Linked DNA regions of Homo sapiens: all the other regions are linked to region 1. The links are chromatin loops, found by intact Hi-C in ENCODE. Cell type or tissue: ovary. All regions are shown on one strand.

Region 1 (8,000 bases):
TTATGCACCTCCAGGTGCTGGAAGCTGAGATGGGGAGAGGGTGATGTGGGAGAGGAGAAGACAAGTCTAAAGCCAGGTGCCTGTTTCCAGGAGCTTCCGGCTTGGCAGCCCTGCTGTGTTGGGAAATTGTTTCCAGTGGGCTGATGAAGTCTTCTTTATCCTTGCACAGTGACTGCCAGCCCCCCAGGATCTCTCAGAGCCTCCGACTGGGTCATTTTGAACTGCTCCTTCAGCCGCCCTGACCGCCCAGCCTCTGTGCATTGGTTCCGGAACCGGGGCCAGGGCCGAGTCCCTGTCCGGGAGTCCCCCCATCACCACTTAGCGGAAAGCTTCCTCTTCCTGCCCCAAGTCAGCCCCATGGACTCTGGGCCCTGGGGCTGCATCCTCACCTACAGAGATGGCTTCAACGTCTCCATCATGTATAACCTCACTGTTCTGGGTAACTCCCCCACTCTGCTTCACATTTGACCACAACTCCTTCCTGCCCCCCTTGTCACCTCCCCTAACTATGGGTCCCCAAACCAGGTTCTCGGCAGCGAGTGGCCTACGTCATTGCTGTGGGTCTCACTGTTCGACCCCTTTATATTGCTGGCAGCCTCACAGCTGCCATCACCCCTTCTTGCTTCTCCCGTGGCCTTCCAGCGTCATTGCCGGCCTTCCCTCTCCTTCCGGCTAAGCCCACTTGCTGGGTTTCTGAGCCTCCTCAGCTCATCACCTTATTCTGCTCCTTAGCACTCTTATGAGCCAGACCATCTCCTGAATTCTTCTGCCTCCCTTCCTTGCAGCCCCAGCACTCCCTCCCCACTGCAGCACCCAGCTTTAACTTTGGGTTTTCTTTTCTCTTCAGGTCTGGAGCCCCCAACTCCCTTGACAGTGTACGCTGGAGCAGGTTCCAGGGTGGGGCTGCCCTGCCGCCTGCCTGCTGGTGTGGGGACCCGGTCTTTCCTCACTGCCAAGTGGACTCCTCCTGGGGGAGGCCCTGACCTCCTGGTGACTGGAGACAATGGCGACTTTACCCTTCGACTAGAGGATGTGAGCCAGGCCCAGGCTGGGACCTACACCTGCCATATCCATCTGCAGGAACAGCAGCTCAATGCCACTGTCACATTGGCAATCATCACAGGTCAGCCTCAGGTGGGAAAGGAGTAGCTGCCCTCCCAGGGTAGAAAGGACAGGGAGGAAGGGCTGGCAGGGCAAAGACTAGGCAAACCCACCCTGTGATGCCAGGCCACTGGGCACAAGTTCCAGAGCCTGCCCATCTCGGCCCCCACTTTTCTCACCCCCATAATAAAGAAACGAAACTGAAAATCTCCTCTTGAGTCACAAGATAAAAGTTCCACCGTTCTCTATGGGACTCCCCTGCTCTCAATTGGCGGGAGGGTCTGGGAAGTTAGAAGGAAAGGTGACAAAAATTCTGAATGGTTCGAAAGAGGTAGAATATATTTCTAGAATCCTTGTCTACTTTGCAGCCAGGGCTTGGGTTAGAGTTGCAGGAAGTGGCCTGGATTTGGGAGGAGTGAATAAATCCGTCCCTTGGTCAGCAAATATTTACTGAGCAAGGGTTTTCCAAGACAGTATAAAACAAACACAGAAAAAAGAATACTCAGAGAGTATGTGTTGACTGGTTGATAACTATCGGCCATGACAGATTAGCCATGTCTGCAGCACGCACCTGCGGCCACTCAGTAGTAGCACCCCACGGCAGGTGCTTAATAATGTATAGAGATTGAATGAATACGTGAACATGCTAATGGATAATACATCTCCTGAAGGCCAATCCTGAGTTTTCACTTGCTTTCTGGATACCTCTAACTAGATGTTATACCACCTCTCAGCCGCCTTACCCTGAACCCCAGCTTTTTCTCCCACCAATCCCCTTGCTGACTCAGCCTGTCAGTAATCCACTGGTATCCATCCACCTCGAAACCTGGCCTCCTCCTCTCTACATCCCATCAGTCATCAAAGTCCACCAGTTCTTTCTGTCCAATGCCCTCTTGAAGGTCAACTGTTTTATGTAGACGGCTCAATGAGAGAGATACTGTTACCCCGAAGACTTTCTCAAAACAGCTGGGAAGTGCCAGACTCTGGGTCTAAACTCAGGTGTCTGCATCACCAAATCACTCTCCAGGACACTACTCAGATGCCCTTCACCCTTTGTCTCCTCCCACCCACCCATCTCTCACTTTACAACTTGGAGAATGCTCTGTCTCTAGATGAATGGGTCAGTTCCCTGTTCTCTATACCTTCAGAAAGGGGGATGATGTTCATTCAGGGGGCACCACAAGGCAGGGGACACTGATGTGAGCCGCATCATGGAAGTTCCAAAATTGTGAAGTAGATGGGGGTCAGCTCATCTGACTGATTTTGAGGGTTCTGAGCATTTGAGTAGAAAGTAATGTAAAAGAATCTGTAATAGTATTTATTCTGTGGTCTGCCAGGGCCAGTTTGAGTGTGAAGGCAGTAGGGAGCCTGGAAATGTTTTGAGCAGGGGAGGGAGCTGACTAGAGCATTGTCTGAATAAGATAAATGTGGCCGGCAGGGCATGATGGCTCACACCTGTAATCCCAGCACTTTGAAAGGCTGAGACGAGAGGAGCACTTGAGTCCAGGAATTCCAGACTAGCCTGGGCAACATGGTGAAAACGCATCTGTATACAATTTAATAAAAAAATAAATAGAAAGAAAAAGATGAACGTGGCCATGACCCATGATGTCCTTCCCCAACCTCCCCTGGCCAGAACCCAAGTGAGTGCAGGGTGATTGAGACTTGGGGTTCAACCTGTGATATCACGTAAGGGGGGCAGAATCCCAAAAGATCTCTTCCTTCTACTCTTTTCAGTGACTCCCAAATCCTTTGGGTCACCTGGATCCCTGGGGAAGCTGCTTTGTGAGGTGACTCCAGTATCTGGACAAGAACGCTTTGTGTGGAGCTCTCTGGACACCCCATCCCAGAGGAGTTTCTCAGGACCTTGGCTGGAGGCACAGGAGGCCCAGCTCCTTTCCCAGCCTTGGCAATGCCAGCTGTACCAGGGGGAGAGGCTTCTTGGAGCAGCAGTGTACTTCACAGAGCTGTCTAGCCCAGGTCCGAGGCCCCAGAATGCCAGGACCCAAACGCCACAGCAATAATCTTTATCCTCCTTCCAGAACAGCCCCTGCCACCCCCATCCCAGCGCTTTTCTTTCCAGTCAGGGACCTGATCTCTGGCTTTTGCCTAGGGTTGACCCGTTTCCGCCACTGATCAGCTGAATGACCCTGGGACAAGTCCCTTAAACTCTCTGGATCTCATTGCATCTGTAAAGTCTGAGAGAATGACAAAGTGTCCTTTCTAGTCCTGACCCTATGCCTCATCCTGTACTTTCTCCATAGGTGCCCAACGCTCTGGGAGAGCCCCAGGTGCCCTCCCAGCAGGCCACCTCCTGCTGTTTCTCATCCTTGGTGTCCTTTCTCTGCTCCTTTTGGTGACTGGAGCCTTTGGCTTTCACCTTTGGAGAAGACAGGTGAGCCAGGGACATGGCAACCCCGCCCCCCAGCAGCTCCCGCTCTTCCATCCTCAGAGTGCTGATGGCACCCCTTCCTCAGGAAGGTGACCAAATGGGACCCTGAACTTGCCCTCAGAGCCCCCCTTCTTCATAAGCCTCTCACTCCAGGGATGGCTTGTGCCTGGGTAGGCTGGAAGGGGGGTTGGGAGAAAGCCAGGACCAGATGGGGAGGGCAGGGGCGCTGAGAAAAAATAGAGGGACTCAGTGTCCCTCCTCATCCGCTTCCCTTCATCCTTCTCCTCCTTCCGCCCTCCGTCTCTCTCTCCATCTCTTCTCACAGTGGCGACCAAGACGATTTTCTGCCTTAGAGCAAGGGATTCACCCTCCGCAGGCTCAGAGCAAGATAGAGGAGCTGGAGCAAGAACCGGAGCCGGAGCCGGAGCCGGAACCGGAGCCCGAGCCCGAGCCCGAGCCGGAGCAGCTCTGACCTGGAGCTGAGGCAGCCAGCAGATCTCAGCAGCCCAGTCCAAATAAACTCCCTGTCAGCAGCAAGCCTGAGTCTGGCTCTTTCTTGTCCAAGTGAAGGTTCCCGTCTCTCCCCAGCCTCTGAGGGCTCCCTTCTCCCACCCTAGCCTCCTAACCTACTTTCCCCAGCCAGCCTCCCTCACCTTCCCCTTTTCTGTTTCTGGCTGCTTCGTGTTTCTTTCTTGGTCTCTCTCTCTCTTGCGCTCACTCTCTCTTTCTCTCTCCTGGGTAATCATTTCTCTGAAGCTCCCCCGAAAAAGCCCTTGCCCCTTGCCTCCGCAGCTCTCTCCTCCGTCCTTCCACCCACCTTCCACCCACAGTGCGCTGGCTGCCCTGGTTTCCTTGATATTTTTGTCCTTTGGGTCCACCCCACCCCACACTCAGCTGCACTTCAGCACTTGTCCTTGGCCCTCCGGCTGCAGCAGATGCGCACATATGCTCGCGCGCACGTGCACACACACATGCACACACACGCGCGCGCGCACACGCACACACACACACACACACACACACGCGCGGCGCGCAGAGGACTGCCTTGTCAAGTCTTCCAGGAGATCCGGTCTGGAAACCTCTCTGGGCAGCCGGCTGGGGCTCCTACCTCTGCCCCACCCCCCACGTTCCTCAGCCCTTGGAGGCTTTTCTGGTCCCAGGCATGAGAACACACTGCCACCCAGTGGTCACTGCTTGTCACACCCCAACGGAGGTCACTGGGCCGGCTGCGGCAGGCCTGAGGAGTTGAGCAGTGCAGTGGACAAGGCAGGGCACAGACTGCTGTGAATGCAGGCACCGCCTTTGTATTATGCACGTTCTATGTGCAGCATATGAGTATGTGCCCGGTGACTGTCACATGTCCTATGCACCCTTCAGGAGAGGGACTGAACAATGCATGTCTCAGGAGATACAGCCCTGGCTGGCCCTCTCAAGGGTGTAATCTATGTCTGACAAAGGGGAAGGCTGTGAACAAAGGCCTGTGCGTAGAGCAAAACAGCCAGCTGCAGCTGTGGGAGTCGGGAGCCCCGGCTTCTCATTCCAGCTTTGCTGATGTAACTGTAGTCAATCTCCCTGAGCCTCAGTTTCCTCACCTATTAAATGGGATAATGATAATAACCCACCAAAATGGGTTGTTGTGAATATTGGATAATAAAGGGCTTTGGAAACTGTGAAGTGCTCTGTGTGTGTGGAGTACTTGTCTGATTATCCATTAGTGAAGGAGAAAGCAGGCCTGCTCTGGTCATGCTAAGAATGATATTGAAGAACCCAAGTCGGCCTGCGCCCTGCTCTGTCTGTCTGTCTTGGAGCATTCACCTGGGCCATGTCAATGGTCCTCTCAGCAGAGCAAACACGGCCTCAGCACATGGCATCCTCCAGTCTGGCATGGGACAGAGACCTCTGCCTGCAAATAGGTGTGGGGCCCTGGACTTTGGCCACAGATGACTCTGTCAGGGGACTTTAACCCCATACAGGAGAACAAAATATTGAAAGCGAGTGGGTGAGTGGGAGTGAAACTGCTGGAGCAGGAGGGGCATGGTGGCATGTGTGAGTGGCATCCCACTGGGTCTGTGTGCCGTGTGCAAAAAGACACAAAAAGACAGACCTGAGGACATGTCCCTGCAGAGACACAATAGTCACTCATTAGAGACAGACGATGAAGAAGGTGACACCTTTGTTCTGTGCAGAGCCTTAGGTAGAGGGGGGACCCTCTGAAGCCTGAACAATGAACCATTTACAGCAATCTGAGGTTCTGAGCCTCAGGATGGTGATGACTCTTGCCTTGTCACTGGCAGAGAAACACTGGCACAGGAAGGAGGAAGCTCTGGCCCTGCCAGAGATGATCACACTGCAAAAGGAAGTCTTGAAGTCCTTTTAGAAGCTTCCAGGCCAGGTGTCATGGCTTATGCCTGTAATCTCAGCACTTTGGGAGGCGGAGGCAGAAGGATTGCTTGAGCCCAGGAGTTCGAGACCAGCCTGGGCAGTATAGTGAGACCTCATCTCTAAAAAAAAAAAAAAAAAGTTAGTTGGGCATGCTGGTACGCCCCTGTGGTCCCAGCTATTTGGGAGGTTGAGGTGGGAGGATCACCTAAGCCTGGGAGGTTGAGGCTGCAGTGAGCCATAATCGTGCCACTATACTCCAGCCTGGGTGACAGAGTGAGATCCTGTCTCAAAAACAAAAAACAAGAAGCCTCCAAAGCATCGTTCCTACCCTTCGCTGCTGCTCAGAGACTCCTCAGCTCCAGCCCAGGACCCTGCTCCCCACAGCCTTAGTGGAAGCCCTGATATTTTAATAGGGCAGGGGTTTCCTGGAAAGTTCTGTGGGTGGCATTTTTCCTTTTTACTAGCTAACATCCTATGCCCTTTGGGCTTATGAGAGTAGTCATCGAAGATTCACTGAGGCCTATGCGGGGACTTCCCCATGCTCTTTCATAAAGGGGACAGGGAGGGGACAGAGGCAGAACGAAGGGCCTCCTTTTTCCTTTACCCCTTAGAGAAGAGCAAAGGGCAGAAGGAAGAAAGGGCATATGGGCTGCATTCCGTGAGTGCTTCTCTGTGGGGTCTCTCCTCAGGGTGACATTCTGCTCCCACTCCTCTTCCCACAGCCCCCCACTCTCCGTCTGGCAGGATAATCTCCAGCCCTTTTCCTGTCCTCCAAAGGCCCCTAGGGAGCTTGGTTAATTCATTTGGCTTCTCCAGGTTGATCTGTAAACCAGTGTTCCAGGCTGCGGTCCTGGAGGGGAAGGAGCATCAGGAGGCCACGAGCTCAGGGAGCTTCAGTGGGTGGGTGGGTGGGAATCATCTCAGCTCCTTGTTAAGAAGGAAGGGGGGTGCGTGAGTTACCTATTGGCGTATAACAAACAAATTACCCTAAAACTTAGTAATTTAAAATAATAAGCTGGGTGTGGTGGCTCACACTGGTAATCCCAACACTTTGGGAGACTGAGGCAGGAGGATTGCTTGAGGCCGGGAGTGTGAGACCAGCCTGGGTGACTTAGTGAGATCACACTTCTACTTTTTTTTTTTTTTTGAGACAGAGTCTCACTCTGTCACCCAGGCTGGAGTGCAGTGGCTTGATCTCGGCTCACTGCAACCTCCATCTCCCGGGCTCAAGCGATTCTCCTGCCTCAGCCTCCCAAGTAGCTGGGACTACAGGTGCATACCACCACACCCTGCTAATTTTTGAATTTTTGTATTTTAATTAATAATTAATAAATTATTTTTGAGACAGAGTTTTGCTTTTGTCGCCCAGGCTGGAGTGCAGTTTGGTGCCATCTCGGCTCACTGCAAGCTCCGCCTCTCGGGTTCAAGCAATTCTCCTGCCTCAGCCTCTGGAGTAGCTGGGACTACAGGCGCCAGCCACCACGCCCGGCTAACTTTCTGTGTTTTTAGTAGAGACGGGGTTTCACTGTGTTAGCTAGGATGGGTCTGGATCTCCTGACCTCGTGATCCGCCTGCCTCGGCCTCCCAAAGTGCTGGGATTACAGGCGTGAACCACCACACCCAGCCTACCATTTTTTTTTCTTTTTGAATTTAAAAATGAGCTGGGCACGGTGGCATGCACCTGTGGTCCTAGTTATTCAGGAGGCTGAGGGAGAAGAATCACTGGAGGCTAGGATTTCCAGGCTGTAGTGAGCCATGATTGTGCTATTTCACTCCAGCTTGGGTGACAGGGTGAGATCCTGTGTCTAAAAAGAATAATAACAATAATAATAAACATTATCTCACACAACGAGGAATCCAGGAGCAGTCTTGCTGAGTAGTTCTGGCACAGGGTTGCTCATGAGGTTGCTGCTGAGGTGAGGGTCAGGTCTGGAGCCATCTGAAGGCTGGGATGGGGCTGGAGATTCTGCCTCCAAGACAGCTCACTCGGGAGGCTGTCGGCCAGAGGCCTTAACTCCTCCCTGTGTGGGTGTCTTTATGGGGCCTCTCACAACACGACACAGCAACTGGCTTCCCCCAGAGGGACAGCGTGGAAAAGACAAAAGCTACCACATCTTTATTTCAA
Region 2 (8,000 bases), 43 kb before region 1:
CACTGGACATGTTCATCCTAGAATCCTGTCACACTACAGTCATTTCTTTTCCTCTCTCTGGCCCTTGGGTCCTGGGAATGCTGCTGCTTCAACCCCAGAGCCTAAGAATGGCAGCCGTTTCTTAACATGTTGAGAGATGATTCTTTCTTGGCCCTGGCCATCTCGGGAAGCTTGATGGCAATCCTGGAAGGGTTTAATCTCCTTTTGTGAGTTTGGTGGGGAAGGGAAGGGTATATAGATTGTATTAAAAAAAAAAAGGTATATATGCATATATCTATATATAATATGACGCAGAAATAAATCTATGAGAAATCTATCTACAAACTACCCTGAACTGGGTATCTTCTGTGTTTGATATTTGTGGATGGGAAGAAGACTCATTCCCAATTCACTCAAGCACAGTGCTGGAAAATGAAGAGACCCAGATACTATTTGCTGAGTCCCTGGCTGAGGCCTAGATCCCAAGCTGTATGGCTTTGGACAGGTTGCTCAGCATCCATTCAGAAGTAATGGATATGGCTGGGTGCAGTGGCTCACGACCGTAATCCCAGCATGTTGGGAGGCCAGGGCGGGCGTATCACTTGAGGTCAGGAGTGTGAGACCAACCTGGCCAACATGGTGAAACCCATCTCTACTAAAAATGCAAAAAAATTAGCTGGGTGTGGTGGCTCATGCCCATAATCCCCTAAGGAGGCTGAGGCAGGAGAATCGCTCGAACCTGGAAGGTGGAGGTTGCAGTGAGCCGAGATCATGCACTCCAGCCTGAGTGACAGAGTGAGACTCCATCTCAAAAAAAAAAAAAAGGCCGGGCGCGGTGGCTCACGCCTCTAATCCCAGCACTTTGGGAGGTCAAGGCGGGTGGATCATGAGGTCAGGAGATTGAGACCATCCTGGCTAACACAGTGAAACCCCATCTCTACTAAAAATACAAAAAAAATAGCCGGGCATGGTGGCGAGCACCTGTAGTCCCAGCTACTTGGGAGACTGAGGCAGGAGAATGGTGTGAACCCGGGAGGCGGAGGTTGCAGGGAGCCGAGATCGTGCCACTGCACTCCAATCTGGGCGACAGAATGAGCTCCGTCTCAAAAAAAAAAAAGTAGTGGATACTTACTGAAAGGCACTGGACATACAAATGATGGCCGCTGTTTCTGCTCTCAAGGAGCTTGAGTTCAGACTATGTCCTCCCACCTCATAGAATTATAAGGGAAAGAGTTGGTAATGAACTTGAATTTTCACATCAGAACCACACAGAACTGTCAGATCTGTGGCAAGAAGAAGCCATTGGACTTCTGTCCTCTGTCCACTAGAGCTCTCCAGGGAGTGTGCTAGAAGGATCAGAATCCATGGCCTAGAGTGCTGCCATGGACTCCCTAGATTTGGAGAGCTCTAGTGGACAGTTGAGCCTTCATTTGCATGTGAAGTGGTTGCCTTCTGAGGGTCCTGGGGTTGACAGCTGCTCCCCAGAGCTTGTGATGTTCTTTAGGTGGAGATTTAGGATAGACCACTCTTCATTGGTCCTAAAGCTATCAGTCATGGAATTAGAAAGTGGGAGTAGGGGCTGGGCATGGTGGCTCATGCCTGTAATCCCAGTACTTTGGGAGGCCGAGGCGGGCAGATCACGAGGTCAAGAGATCAAGACCTTTCTGGCCAACATGGTGAAACCCCATCTCTACTAAAAATACAAAAATTAGCCGGGCGTGGTGGTGCTTGCCTGTAATCCCAGCTGCTCGGGAGGCTGAGGCAGGAGAATTGCTCGAACCCAGGAGGCAGAGGTTGCAGTGAGCCAAGATGGCAACACTGCACTCCAGCCTGGCGACACAGCGAAACTCCATCTCAAAAAAAAAAAAAAAAAAAAAAAGGTGGGAGTGGGATCCTGCATTGTTGCATTGTTTTTTGTTTTTTGTTTTTTGTTTTTTGTTTTTGAGACGAAGTTTCGCACTTGTTGCCCAGGCTGGAGTGCAATGGCACAATCTCGGTTCACTGTAACCTCCGTCTCCTGGGTTGAAGTGATTCTCCTGCCTCAGCCTCCCGAGTAGCGGGGATTACAGGCATGTGCCACCATGCCCAGCTAATTTTTGTATTTTTAGTAGAGACAGGGTTTCTCCGTGTTGGTCAGGCTGGTCTCGAACTCCCGATCTCAGGTGATCCGCTTGCCTGAGCCTCCCAAAGTGCTGAGATTACAGGCGTGAGCCACGACGTCCGGCCAGATCCTAGGTTTTTGATTACAAATTGGCTAGGTAAGCTTGTTGTCTTGAGCGGGGCAGTCACTTAACGAAACCAGTCTAGGGAGCCCCATTTCAGGAGTTGAAACTCTTAGCTTCTCAGCTTTTCCCTAGACAAGCAAGACTTGATTCTCAGTCTCTGCCTCTGAAATAAACCCCTTCTTCCCACGCCCGCCAGTGTGTAAAAGCTGCTAACTCCTGGTGCTTTGAGCCTGTCCTGCCACCCCTGCCCGTGCTCCAATTTTCCTTTGAAACTTAGTATCACCTTTACGTGTAAGCTGGTCCCGGCTAATGGTGCCATAACTTCCCAGGCCTCCCTTATTCTAGCCTTTAAGAATGGCTCTCAAGTCCAATGTGGCCTAGGCTGGGACTGCCTGACTTCACCCAAAGAGGGAGGGGAAACCATTCACATCCCAAGGTTATGGGACAAAGACAAATGCCATTTGCCTTTGATTCACAGAAAGAAGGGTCTTGGCTGTGAAGGCATGGGGAAAGGACAGTAGATTATTTGGGTGCTGGTGAGGATCAGTTTTTGACTGCGAAATTGGGTTCAGGATTTAGGGATTCCATGTGTAACCAGGCCCAGGGCACCAGGAGAATCTTCCTAACCAAGAATCGTGTCATCCACTTGCACACTCACGTGCTGATCCTTACTGGATAGTGATCTTGGATGATTTTAGGGCTGGTCACAACAGTTATCTATTACTACGTAATAGATTACCCTAAAACCATGCCTTAAAACAACATATAAATATGATCTGTTTCTGTGGGTAAGGAATCGGCACGGCTGAGCTTAGTTTTCTGCTTAGGTTTCTCACAAGACTGGAGTCAAGGTGTTAGCTAGGGCCATAGTCCTCTCAGGGTTCAACTGGGGAGGATTTGCTTCCCAGCTCGCTCGGTGGTTGTCAGCAGGATTCACTACTTCACAGATGGTTGGACCGGGGACCTCGTTTCCTGATTGACTGTTGGCCAGAGGCCACCGAGGTAGCCTTCTCCATCACAGCAAGAGCCAGAAAGACAACACCAGCAAGATGAAGTCACAGTCTTTTGTTACTTAATCATGGAAGTGACATTACCTCACTTTTACCAGTTACCAGGTCCAGTCTATACTCAAGGGGTGAAGGTTACACAGGGTGTGGCTGTCAGCAAGCAGGAATCATTGGAAACCATGTTAGAAGCTGCCTATCACAGGCAGTTTTTCTGGGCCACCAGCATCAAAATCATCAGGGGAGCTTCTGAAAATGTGCATTCCTGGACCCCACTTCCACCCTTTTCTATTGAATTAGAACCTCCGGGGTGTGAACTGGAAATGTGCCCTCATCACCCTCATTGACTCAGCTCTGCAAGGGCTCTGAAAAGGCTACTGCAGGGCCTTGGAAGACATGTAAGGGGGCCCAAGGTCACCGTCTGAGAGAGAAGGGAAAAGTGAAACTTTTGAGTACAGGGCAAGAGAGCAAGAGAAACTTGTCCTTTGAGGTTCTTAAGTACATGGTTATATATTACAAGTGTGATAAGTACTTTAAGAAGTATTGGGTGACACGAAAGCATTTAACTGGGATCTACATCTTGCTTGGGGTCAGAAAAGCCTCCAAGGACATGACCTTTAAACTGAAACTAGAAGCCCAAGTAGGAATTAGCCTGATGAAAGAGAGGGCGAGCATCTTGGATGGGAAGAATAGTGGGATAAAGGCCTGCAGGCAGAAAGGCTTCATTCTGTGACCCGCTGCCTGTCCCTCAATAGGAAATGCATAATTTGGGGAATGGGGCAAGATAGACAATCCTATACTTACTGTTCATTTATCAGTCAATTGGCAAATACATCTTGTTTTTTGTTTTATTTTGCTTTTGAGACCATGTCTTGCTCTGTCACCCAGGCTGGAGTACAGTGGCACGATCATATGGGAATGGAGAGGGAAGCCCCAGGGGCCCAAAAAATGTCAGAGAGACACGGGAGGAAAATCAAGAGAACAATCCCGTAAAAGTTTATGAACTCCTGGGCTAAGCTCTGAGCTGTGCAAGCGTAGATCTGTCCCTGAACAGCCTACCTAAGGCTTTGTGAACTGAATTACAGAATGGATCACTGTCCAGGTCTGACTGGCCACTGGGTGGCACCCGAGCCGGCCTGATCCAAATAGCACTGCAAACACTTTTAAAATAAAACCGACATTGAAACCACAGTGCCAAAAAGGCAGGTCAAAACTTGCTGCCTGAACCTGATTACCTGCTAAAACAAATTACCATTCAACATGTTCAACATGCTCCTTAAGATTTTAACAAGACCCAGAGCCTCAAACCATAATATTCAAAATATCCAGAGTATGATTTAAGGTGACTCAGCATACAAATAACTCTCCAGGGAAAAGACAGCCAACCCCAAGGAGGCAGAAGTGTTGGAATTTAAAGCAAATGCTGCAAGCAGTCTAACCATGCAGGAAGAAGAAAGGGAGAATGCTTTTGAAACAAATGTAAAGAAAGTCTTAGCAAAGAAATGGAAGATATAAAGAACCAAACAGAAAATAGCAATAACTAGGCCGGATGTGGTGGCTCACGCCTGTAATTCCAGCACTTTGGGAAGCTGAGCTGGACCATTCACCTGAGGTCAGGAGTTCGAGACTAGCCTGGCCAACATGGTGAAACCCCACCTTTACTAAAAATACAAAAATTAGCCAGGCGTGGTGGCAGGCACCTGTAATCTCAGCTACTTGGGAGGCTGAGGCAGGAGAATCGCTTCAACCTGGGAGGTGGAGGTTACAGTGAGCTGAGATTGTGCCATTGCACTCCCCCAGCCTGGGTGACAACAGCGAGACTCTGTCTCAAAAACAAAAACAAAAACAAAAACTTCCCAAACCTGGCAAAAGACAAAGACAGATTCAAAAAGTTTGGTGGATAGCAAACAAGATATACTCAAATCCATGTCCATAGCCAGCGTGGTGGCACATGCCTGTAGTCCGAGCTACTTGGAAGACTGAGGCAGGAGAATCACTTGAACCTGGGAGGTGGAAGTTGCAGTGAACCGAGATCAAGCCAACTGCACTCCAGCCTGAGTGATAGAGCTAGACTCTGTCTCAAAAAAAAAAAAAAAAATCCATATCTGGACACATCAGAATAAAATTGCCGAAGGTTAAAGACAAAGAAAAAAGTCCCACAAGCATTCAGAAAAACAGTGCTTTTCACACAGGATAAAAATGACTCAAATGACTGCACATTTTTCGTCAGAAACTATGAAAGTCAGGTGGAACTAGAATGATACTTTTAAGGGGCTTAAGGGAATTAACTCAAAATCCTATATCCAGTGAAAATATTGCTCAGGAATGAATGTGAAATAAAGATATTCTCAGGTGAAGGAAAATAAGAATTTGTCACCGGAAAACCCGCTGTAAAATCCTAAAGGAAGTTCTTTAGGCAGAAGAGAAATGACACCAAAGGAAACACGGAACATTAAGGATGAAGAGCAGCAGCAATGGTAAATATAATAGATTATTTTTCTCCTCTTAAGTTCTTTAAAATGTTTATGACAGCTGAAAGAAAATCATAAATTTGATGTTTGTCTCAAGAGGGAATTCTCTAAATATAATTTTAAAACAATTATAAATTCACCTAGAGCCATGCACCGCGGCTCACGCCTGTAATCCCAGCACTTTGGGAGGCTAAGGCGGGCGGAACACTTGAGGTCAGGAGTTGGAGACCAGCCTGGCCAACATGGTGAAACCCTGTCTCTACTAAAAACACAAAAATTAGCCGGGCGTGGTGGTGCATGCCTGTAATCCCAGCTACTTGGGAGGCTGAGGCAGGAGAACTGTTTGAACCTGGAGGTAGAGGTTGCAGTGAGCTGAGATCGCGCCATTGCACTCCAGCCTGGGCAAGAAGAGTGAAACTCCGTCTCAAGAAATAAATAAATTCACCTAGAAGGCTAGGTGTGGTGACTCACACCTATAATCTCAGCACTTTGGGAGGCTGAGATGGGCAGATCTCTTCAGCCTAGGAGTTCTAGACTAGCCTAGGCAACATGGTGAAACTTCGCCGCTATAAAAAATACAAAAAAAATTAGTGGGGCATGGTGGCCTGTGCCTGTAGTCCCAGCTACTTGGGAGGCTAAGGCAGGAGAATTGCTTGAGCCTGGGAGGTAGAGGTTGCAGTGAGCCAAGATTGTGCCATTGCATTCTAGTCTGGGCAACAGGAGTGAAACCCTGTCTCAAAAATTAAAAATCAATAGATAAATTCACCTAGAACTAAGCATTTTTAGCGTTTAGTATGTGGAGTTTCAGTATTTGTAGTATGTGGTGTTTGTCATTTATAGTAACACATATGAGAACTACGAGATGAGACAGTAAAGGGAGCTATGTTGTGGTAAAATTTCTACATTTAACTTGAAGTGGTAGAAAAAAACTCTGATTGTGAAAAGTATGTATTTTGTAATCCCCATAGTAAGGGTTAGTAAACCATATTCCACAGGCCAAATCCAGCCCACTGCCTGTTTTTGTAAATACAGTTTTGTTGGACTGTAGTTACACCTCATTCATTGCATATCATGTATGGTTGCTTTTGCACTACAGCATCAGATTTGGGTGTTGCAACACACATTGTATGGCTGACAAAGCTCATCATATTTATTGTATCTGGCCCTTTACAGAAAAAGTTTGCCGGCCCAGTGTAGTGACTCTTGCCTATAATCCCAGCACTTTGGGAGGCCGAGGCGGGTGGATCACGAGGTCAGGAGTTCAAGAACAGATTGGCCAAAATGGTGAAAGTCCGCCTCCACCAAAACTACAAAAATTAGCCAGGCGAGGTGGCAGGCGCCTGTAATCCCAGCTTTTCAGGAGGCCAAGGCAGGAGAATTGCCTGAACCCAGGTGGCAGAGGTTGCAGTGAGGCGAGATGTCACCAATGCCTGTCCTAGAGCGACCACTAAAGAAAAGAAAGCCAGGCGCGGTGGCTCATGCCTGTAATCCAAACACTTTGGGAAGCCAAGGTGGGCAGATCACGAGGTCAAGAGATCGAGATCATCCTGGCCAACAGGGTGAAACCCTGTCTCTACTAAAAATACAAAAATTAGGCCTGGCGCGGTGGCTCACGGCTGTAATCCCAGCACTTTGGGAGGCGGAGGCGGGCAGATCACGAGGTCAGGAGATCGAGACCATCCTGGCTAACACGGTGAAACCCCGTCTCTACTAAAAATACAAAAAAAAAAAAAAAAAAAAAAATTAGCCGGGCGTGGTGGCGGGCGCCTGTAGTCCCAGCTACTTGGGAGGCTGAGGCAGGAGAATGGCGTGAACGCGGCAGGCGGAGCTTGCAGTGAGCCAAGATCGCGCCACTGCACTCCAGCCTGGGCGACAGGAGCGAGACTCTGTCTCAAAAAAAAAAAAAAAAAAAAAATTCGCTGGGCATGGTGGTGGGCGCCTGTAGTCCCAGCTAATCGGCAGGCTGAGGCAGGAGAATCACTTGAGCCCGGGAGGCGGAGGTTGCAGTGAGCCTAAGTTTGCAGAGAGCCGAGATCGCGCCTCTGCACTCCAGCCTGGGCGACAGAGCAAGACTCCGTTTCAAAAACAAAAAACAAAACAAAAAGCCGGGCGCGGTGGTTCAAGCCTGTAATCCCAGCACTTTGGGAGGTCGAGGCGGGCGGATCACGAGGTCAGGAGATCAAGACCATCCTGGCTAACACGGTGAAAACGCGTCTCTACTAAAAATACAAAAAAATAGCCGGGCGTGGTGGCGGGCTCCTGTAGTTCCAGCTACTCGGGAGGCTGAGGCAGGAGAATGGCGTGAACTCAGGAGGCGAAGC
Region 3 (8,000 bases), 150 kb before region 1:
AGGAGAGACGAACGGGCAGCGAGAGGGTGAAGAGCAGGTCGCTGGCCGCCAGGTTACACATGTACACGCTCACCACCGAGTGCACGCGCAGCGCGCGCAGGAAGACCCAGAGGGCTAGCGCGTTGAGGGGGAGCCCGGCAGCCAGCACCAAGCTGTAGACCACCAAGTGCAGGCGGTGGGTAGGTCGGTAGTCAGGACACGGGAGAACAGAACTGTTGGTTGAGGAGCTGTTGGCTAACATCGTGCCAAAGTGGGATTGGGAGCTAGGCTGGGGATGCCATGGAGCACACCAGAATCATGGCATGGCATTCACCTCCGGGGCTGGGGCCTAGAGGCTGTACAGACATGGTCCCAAAACAAGCAGAGGGAGGTCATGGGAATGTGGGCTATGGCTGCAGGGACAGATGGCTGCCAAGGGTTGGGTGCGTTTGGTCACAGCTTCATCAGCAGCAGAGACCTGGAATAGGAAGGCAAGCCGGAAGTTATACAGAGACAGGGCTGCACACACAAATGTTTAGCTCCACTGGCAGGCCTTCTGAATCTTTTCTCAGCCTCAAGTCTGCCATTGGGCTAGAATAGGTTCCTACGGCAGGACTATATAGTATAGTGTTAAACACCCAGGTTTGAAGGCAGGGACTCGGATGCCTAGGTTTAAATCTTGGTTTTGCTAACTTGCCTAGTTGTGTGACTTCAAAAAAATTAATCTTGGCTGGGTGCAATGGCTTACACCTGTAATCCTGGCACTTTGGGAGGCCAAGGCAGACCAATTGCTTGAACCTAGGAGTTGGGGACCAGCCTGGGCAACACGGCGAAACCCCATCTCTACAAAAAAATACAGGGCCAGGTGCAGTGGCTCACACCTGTAATCCCAGCATTTTGGGAGGCCGAGGCGGGTGGATTACCTGAGGTCAGGAGTTCGAGACCAACCTGTCCAATATGGTGAAACCCCATCTCTACTAAAAATACAAAAATTAGCTGGGCGTGGTGGTGCACACCTGTAATCCCAGCTACTCGGGAGGCTGAGACAGGAGAATCGCTTGAAACCAGGAGGCAGAGGTTGCAGTGAGCTGAGACTGTGCCATTGCACTCCAGCCTGGACAACAAAAGTGAAACTCTGTCTCAAAAAATAAAAATAGCCAGGCGCGGTGGCTCACGCCTGTAATCCCAGCACTTTGGGAGGCCGAGGCAGGTGGATCACCTGAGGTCAGGAGTTCGAGACCAGCTTGGCCAACATGGTGAAACCCCATCTCTACTAAAAAAAATACCAAAAATTAGCCTGGCATAGGGGCGGGCGCCTGTAATCCCAGCTACTCAGGGGGCTGAGACAGGAGAATTGCTTGAACCTGGGGGGTGGAGTTTGCAGTGAGCCAAGATCGCGCCATTGCACTCCAGCCTGGGCAACAAGAGTGAAACTCCATCTCAAAATAAATAAATAAAATAAAATAAAAAATAAAAATAAGGCTGGGCGTGGTGGCTCACATCTGTAATCCGAGCACTTTGGGAGGCTGAGGTGGGCGGATCACCTGAGGTCAGGAGGTTGAGACCATCCTGGCCAACATGGCAAAATCCTGTCTCTACTAAAAAAAAAAAAAAATTAGCCGGGCGTGGTGGCAGGCGCCTGTAATCCCAGCTACTCAGGAGGCTGAGGCAGGGAGAATTGCTTGAGCAGAGGTTGCAGTGAGCCGAGATCACACCATTGCACTCCGGCCTGGGTGACAGAGCAAGACTCTGTCTCAAAAAAAAATAAAATAAAAAATATTAAAAAATTAAAAAATTAGCCAGGCATTGTGGCACATGCCCGTAGTCCCAGCTACTTGTGAGGCTGAGGTGAGAGAATCACTTGACTCCAGGGAGGTGGAGGCTGCAGTGCAGTGAGCCTCAAGCCCACCACTGCACTCCTGCCTGGGTGACAGAGTGAGCCCATCTCAAAAAAGAAAGAAAGAGGGCCAGGGCCGGCGTAGTGGCCCACACCTGTAATCCAGCACTTTGGGAGACTGAGGCGGGCAGATCACCTGAGGTCAGGAGTTCGAGATCAGCCTGGCCAACCTGGCAAAACCCTGTCTCTACTAAAAATACAAAAATTAGCCAGATGTGGTGGCATGCACCTGTAGTCCCAGCTACTCAGGAGGCTCACACAGGAGAATCACTTGAACCCAGGAGGCGGAGGTTGCAGTGAGCTGACATCGTACCACTGCCCTCCAGCCTGGGTAACAAAACGAGACTCCATCTCAAAAAAAAAAAAAGGCGGCTGCATGGTACCTCATGCCTGTGATCTCAGCACTTTGGGAGGCTGATGTGGGTGGATTACTTGAGGCCAGGAGTTGAAGACCAACCTGGCCAACATGACAAAATCTTGCCTCTACTAAAAATACAAAGATTAGCCGGGTATGGTGGCGTGCACTTGTAATCCCAGCTCCTCAGTAGGCTAAGGCATGAGAATTGATTGAATCCAGGAGGCAGAGGTTGCAATGAGTCGAGATCACGCCACTGCACTCCAGCCTGGGTGACAGAGCGAGACTCTGTCTCAAAAAATGAGAGAGAGAGAGAGAGAATTCATGAGGTTTGGAGATTAAGATGACGTGTGTAAAACGCTTAGGTTGCTGTTACTATCTCAAGATCTCTTCCTTCCTTCTTTCCTTGCTTACTGAGCTCATAGAAAGTTCCAGGCATGTTCACAGCAGGGAACAAAGCAAAAAGTCTTTGCCCCCACCTCCTTTACATTCCATTGGAGGGAGACAGATAATAAGCACAAATCAATAGGTGGTCTTATGGAGCACCTCCTTGGACCAGGTGCTAGGCTAGCTCCTCATTATCCAAAGAATAAAGGTCAAACTCTTTGAGTACATGGGAGGCTGCAGCAGGAGAGTCCTTGAACCCGGGAGGCGGAGGTTGCAGTGAGCCGAGATCACGCCACTGCACTCCAGCCTGGGTGACAGAGTGAGACTCCATGTCAGACAAGCAAACAAGCAAACAAAACTCCCAAATACAGAACAACATCCCAGCCTTACGCATCACATGCATCACTGCGCCTGTGAGGGCTGGATTTGTGGTCAAAGCAAACTGGGTTCAGCTTAATGGTTTGACTTCTCAGTTTCTTCATCTGTAAAATGGGAATAATAATATAATAATGCCCTCATAGGCTGATTGCATGCTAGTCTTGACCAGAGCCACATGTGAATAAATTTGACAGCACAGTCTTGCTAGGCAGGGGAAGGCCCTGTGGGTTGAGTTTTGCCAAGTGCTCCCCTAGCAGGTCTAATCCATCGCACTCCGGCCTGGGAGACAGAGTGAGAGTCCGTCTCAAAAACAACAACAACAACAACAAAGACCAAGACAGTGTTGCTTAACCGTCACCACTCTCTGTTTCCAGAAATAGAACTTTTTCATCAACCAAGCAACAACTCTGCAGTCATTAAGCAGTACTACCCACCGCACCCCATTCAGCTTCTGGTTCTAGTCTACTTTCTGTCTCAATGAATTTGCCTATTCTAGATACCTCATATGAGTGGAATCATACAATATTTGTCCTTTTGTGTCTGGTTTATTTCACTTAGCATAATGTTTCCAAGATCTATTCATGTTGTAGTATGTAAAGGAATTTCTTTTTTTTTCTTTTCCGTTTTTTTCTTTGAGACCTAGTTTCGCTCTTGTTGCGCAGGCTGGAGTGCAATGGCACGATCTCGGCTCACCGCAACCTCTGCTTCCAGGGTTCAAGCGATTCTCCTGCCTCAGCCTCCCAAGTAGCTGGGATTACAGGCATGCGCCACCACGCCTGGCTAATTTTGTATTTTTAGTAGAGACGAGGTTTCTCCCTGTTGGTCAGGCTGGTCTCGATCTCCTGACCTCAGGTGATCCACCCGGCTCGGCCTCCCAAAGTGCTGGGATTACAGATGTGAGCCACCGCACCTGGCCTGGAATTTCATTTTTATAGCTGAATAATGTATTTCATTGTATAATGTTTTGCTCATCCATTCATCTGTCAGTGAATACTTGGATTCTTTCCACCTTTTGGCTATTGTGAATAATGCCACTGTGAACATGGGTGTCTAGATGTCATCTTAGGGAGAGAAGTTGTCTGAGACCCTGAGCAATTATCCCAAGACACCGAGCTTATTACTTTCAAAAGGAACTGTTTAGGCCGGGCGTGGTGGTTCACGCTGGTAATCCCAGCACTTTGGGAGGCCGAGGCAGGCGGATCACGAGGTCAGGAGATTGAGACCATCCTGGCTAACACGGTGAAATCTCGTCTCTTTTAAAAATGCAAAAAATTAGCCGGGCGTGGTGGCAGGCGCCTGTAGTCCCAGCTACTCAGGAGGCTGAGGCAGGAGAATGGCATGAACCCGGGAGGCGGAGCTTGCAGTGAGCCGAGATTGAGCCACTGCACGCCAGCCTGGGCAACAGAGACTCCGTCTCAAAAAAAAAAAAAAAAGAGGGCCGGGCGCGGTGGCTCATGCCTGTAATCCCAGCACTTTAGGAGGCCAAGGCGGGCGGATCACAAGGTGAGGAGATCGAGACCATCCTGGCTAACATGGTGAAACCTCGTCTCTACTGAAAATACAAAAAAATTTAGCTGAGCGTGGTGGTGGGCGCCTGTAGTCCCAGTTACTCAGGAGGCTGAGACAGGAGACTGGCGGGAACCCGGGAGGCAGAATTTGCACTGAGCCGAGTTCACGCCACTGCATTCCAGCCTGGGCGACAGTGAGACTCCGTCTCAAAAAAAAAAAAAGGAACTGTTTAAATTGTTGCAAGAAAATAAGTCATAAATCTGGCTATAACAAGTTTTTTGTTTGTTTTTTGTTTTTTGTTTTTTTTGAGACAGGGTCTCACTCCGTGGTCCAGGCTGGAAAGCAGTGGCTCGATCTTGGCCCACTGCAGTCCTGAACTCCCAGATTCAAGTGATCCTCTTACCTCAGTCTCTGAGTAGTTGGACCTACAGGCGTGTGCCACCATCCCTGGCTAATTTTTAAATTTTTTGTAGATGGCCAGGGGCAGTGGCTCATGCCTGTAATCCTAGCACTTTGGGAGGCTGAGGTGGGTGGATCACTTGAGGTCAGGAGCTCGAAACCAGCCTAGCCAACATGGTGAAACCTCGTCTCTACTAAAAATACAAAAAAATAGCCAGGCATAGTGGCAGGTGCCTGTAATCCCAGCTACCCGGGAGACTGAGTCAGGAGAATCGCTTGAACCCAGGAGGCAGACAGAGGTTGCAGTGAGCTAAGATCGCGCCACTGCACTCCAGCCTGGGCAACAGAGCAAGACTCCATCTCAAAAAAAGAAAAAATTTTTTCATAGAAACGGGGTCTGACTGTGTTGCCCAGGCTGGTCTTAAACTCAGGCTCAAGCAATCCTTTTGCCCTGGGCTCTGTAAGTCCTAGGATTACAGGCATGAGCCACTGTACCTGGCCACAAGTTTTTCTTGTATTTGGTTTTGTTCTCCTTCCAACCACCACCATCAGCAGTTTGAGACTTGTAAGAGATATAGTAAAACAGTTAAAGGGAATAAAGAAATACTTCCTCTGCAAAATACCAGTCTCAACAATGAAAATAATACCAAATGAGACTTAAACATGCTGAAAAGCAAGTAAAACCAGGCTCATTTCTGATACACTCCCCTGCTCCATGCTCCTTTGCTCCATTCACACCAAACTAATACTAATTGTGGACATACCTTATGTTTTCAGGACTCTGCCTTTGTATGTGGTGTTTCTTCAACTTGGAATGCCCTGCCTCCCGTTCTCCAACTGGCAAGCCTAGTATTTTCTCAGGACTCTGCAAAGCCTTCCCTAACCGCCCCCGCAACACAAGGCGGATGTGGTACCCTCACTTGTGCCTCCGCAACAGTGCGCAGGTTTATCAGAGCTCTCCCCATGCATGGTAGTCAGCTGTTCCTGGTCTGCCCCTCCCATTAGACTGTGAACTCTTAGAGGGAGGGGCTGTGGACCATGGCTTATTCATCTTTGTGTATTCTCAGCACCTACCTCTGTAAATGTTAAAAATAATAGGTATCATTTACTGATCATCACCATATTTTAATTTCTATACATAATATCTAACATAGATACATTATTTCACTTCCTCATTGTCCAACTGAAATGTATAAAGTGGGTTATTTGAAGTGGGTTATTAAAAATAACCACTTCCAAAAGTGGTGACATAAACTCATCTTTCACACATACACATAAATATGCCTCCTTGAATCACTTGAACCCAAGAGGCGGAGGTTGCAGTGAACGAAGATCATGCCACTGCACTACAGTTTGGGCAACAGAGTGAGACTCCGTCTAAATAAAAATAAGTAAATAGACCGGGAATGGTGGCTCACGCCTGTAATCCCAGCACTTTGGGAGGCCGAGGCAGGCGTATCACGAGGCCAGGAGTTCGAGACCAGCCTGGCCAACATGGTGAAACCTCGTCTCTACTAAAAATACAAACAATTAGCCGGGCGAGGTGGCAGGTGCCTGTAATCCCAACTACTCGGGAGGCTGAGGCAGGAGAATTGCTTGAACCCAAGGGGCGGAGGTTGCAGTGAGCAGAGATCGTGCCACTGCACTCCAGCTTGAGTGACAAAAGCGAAACTCCATCTCAAAAAAATAAATAAACCTCCTTAAAATTCCCCCTTAAGTGCATACGTAAGCACTTAGTTTGCTGTTTTGAGCCCCTCAATCGTTTTATGTATATTTGTTCTATTTCCCCAACTAGATGGTAAGCTCCTAGGGTGGGAGCGCACCTTGCAGACACATTTCACTCTCTGCATTTAGCAGGTCCTGAGCGATACTCATTGGCTGCTTAACAGGAAATCCACCCTCCCCACCTCCTACACCCATCCCGCCCCCAACTACCCCCGCCCACGCTCTAATCCTGTGATAATAGCTCTTGTATCAATCTTGTCCAAATGTATAACTCAGTAAAAGACCACTTCCCTTAAAAGACCTGTTTGGAAACAGCTTGCAAACAAGATTTCAATAACAGTTTACACTATGATTACAGTATCACTTGATCATTCTTTTCTTTTTCTTTTTTCTTTTTTTTTTTGAGACAGAGTCTTGCTCTGTCGTCCGGGCTGGAGTGCAGTGGCTCAATCTGGGCTCACTGCAAGCTCTGCCTCCCGGGTTCACGCCATTCTCCTGCCTCAGCCTCCCGAGTAGCTGGGACTACAGGCACCTGCCACCTCACCCGGCTAATTTTTTGTATTTTTAGTAGAGCTGGGGTTTCACTGTATTAGCCAGGATGGTCTCTATCTCCTGACCTCGTGATCTGCCCGCCTTGGCCTCTCAAAGAGCTGGGATTACAGGCGTGAGCCACCGCGCCAGGCCCACTTGATCATTCTTAACCATTACTTGGAGAACCAGTAGATCCTTCCAATTAGAAAGCATATACTAGACACTGAATGAGTGGATGGATGATTTTCAAAGAACCTCAAGTCTGTCTTTCTTTCTTTCCTTCCTTCCTTCCTTCCTTTTCTTTTTTGAGATGGAGTTTCGCATGCTCTGTCACCCAGGCTGCAGTGAAGTGGCAGAATCTCGGCTCACTGCAACCTCCGCCTCCCGGGTTCAAGTGATTCTCCTGCTTCAGCCTCCTGAATAGCTGAGATTACAGGCGCTCACCACCACGCCCAGCTAATTTCTTTTTTTTTTTTTTTTTTGAGATGGAGTTTCACTTTTGTTGCCCAGACTGGAGTGCAATGGCACGATCTCCGCTCACCGCAACCTCTGCCTCCCAGGTTCAAGCGATTCTCCTGCCTCAGCCTCCTTAGTAGCTGGGATTACAGGCATGTGCCACCACGCCCAGCTAATTTTGTATTTTTAGTAGAGATGGGGTTTCTCCATGTTGGTCAGGCTGGTCTCGAACTCCCAACCTCAGGTGATCTGCCCGCCTCAGCCTCCAAAAAATGCTGGGATTACAGGCGTGAACCACCATGCCCGGCCAATTTCTGTATTTTTAGTAGAGAAGACTGGGTTTCACTATGTTGGCCAGGCTGGTCTCGAACTCCTGACCTCAGG

The links. Peaks named below come from ENCODE experiments on the same cell type or tissue, not always from the same donor. Only the 100,000 strongest peaks of a DNase experiment are listed, where the experiment ranks them.
Region 2: it touches region 1 in a loop (2.1-fold over the local background); 75 of 110 quality-filtered maps call a loop at or near these places.
Region 3: it touches region 1 in a loop (2.5-fold over the local background); 47 of 110 quality-filtered maps call a loop at or near these places.

Annotation. Positions count from the first base shown.
Region 1 is chr12:6,774,426-6,782,425 of GRCh38, forward strand. LAG3 (lymphocyte activating 3) reads left to right here. Exons shown (of 8, transcript NM_002286.6): 4 at 170-439; 5 at 848-1,123; 6 at 2,839-3,081; 7 at 3,366-3,496; 8 at 3,819-4,030. The coding sequence ends at 3,965. Among named protein-coding and RNA genes, the nearest start is that of LAG3, 5.9 kb to the left of the region's middle. RefSeq lists enhancers at 3,889-4,539, 4,288-4,337, 4,540-5,191. In ovary, a CTCF peak has its summit at 4,669 (motif pointing left); DNase peaks (open chromatin) are centred at 3,952 and 4,636; H3K4me3 peaks cover 1,181 bases; H3K27ac peaks cover 4,870 bases.
Region 2 is chr12:6,731,542-6,739,541 of GRCh38, forward strand. It overlaps COPS7A (COP9 signalosome subunit 7A), which reads left to right. Exons shown (of 8, transcript NM_001164094.2): 8 at 1-324. Among named protein-coding and RNA genes, the nearest start is that of COPS7A, 11 kb to the left of the region's middle. In ovary, a CTCF peak has its summit at 4,330 (motif pointing right); a DNase peak (open chromatin) is centred at 4,330.
Region 3 is chr12:6,621,008-6,629,007 of GRCh38, forward strand. LPAR5 (lysophosphatidic acid receptor 5) reads right to left here. Exons shown (of 2, transcript NM_020400.6): 2 at 1-457. The coding sequence starts at 241. LOC105369631 (a long non-coding RNA gene) reads left to right here. Exons shown (of 4, transcript XR_007063192.1): 4 at 5,682-5,759. Among named protein-coding and RNA genes, the nearest start is that of LPAR5, 11 kb to the right of the region's middle. In ovary, no CTCF peak of the experiment used is centred here; no DNase peak of the experiment used is centred here.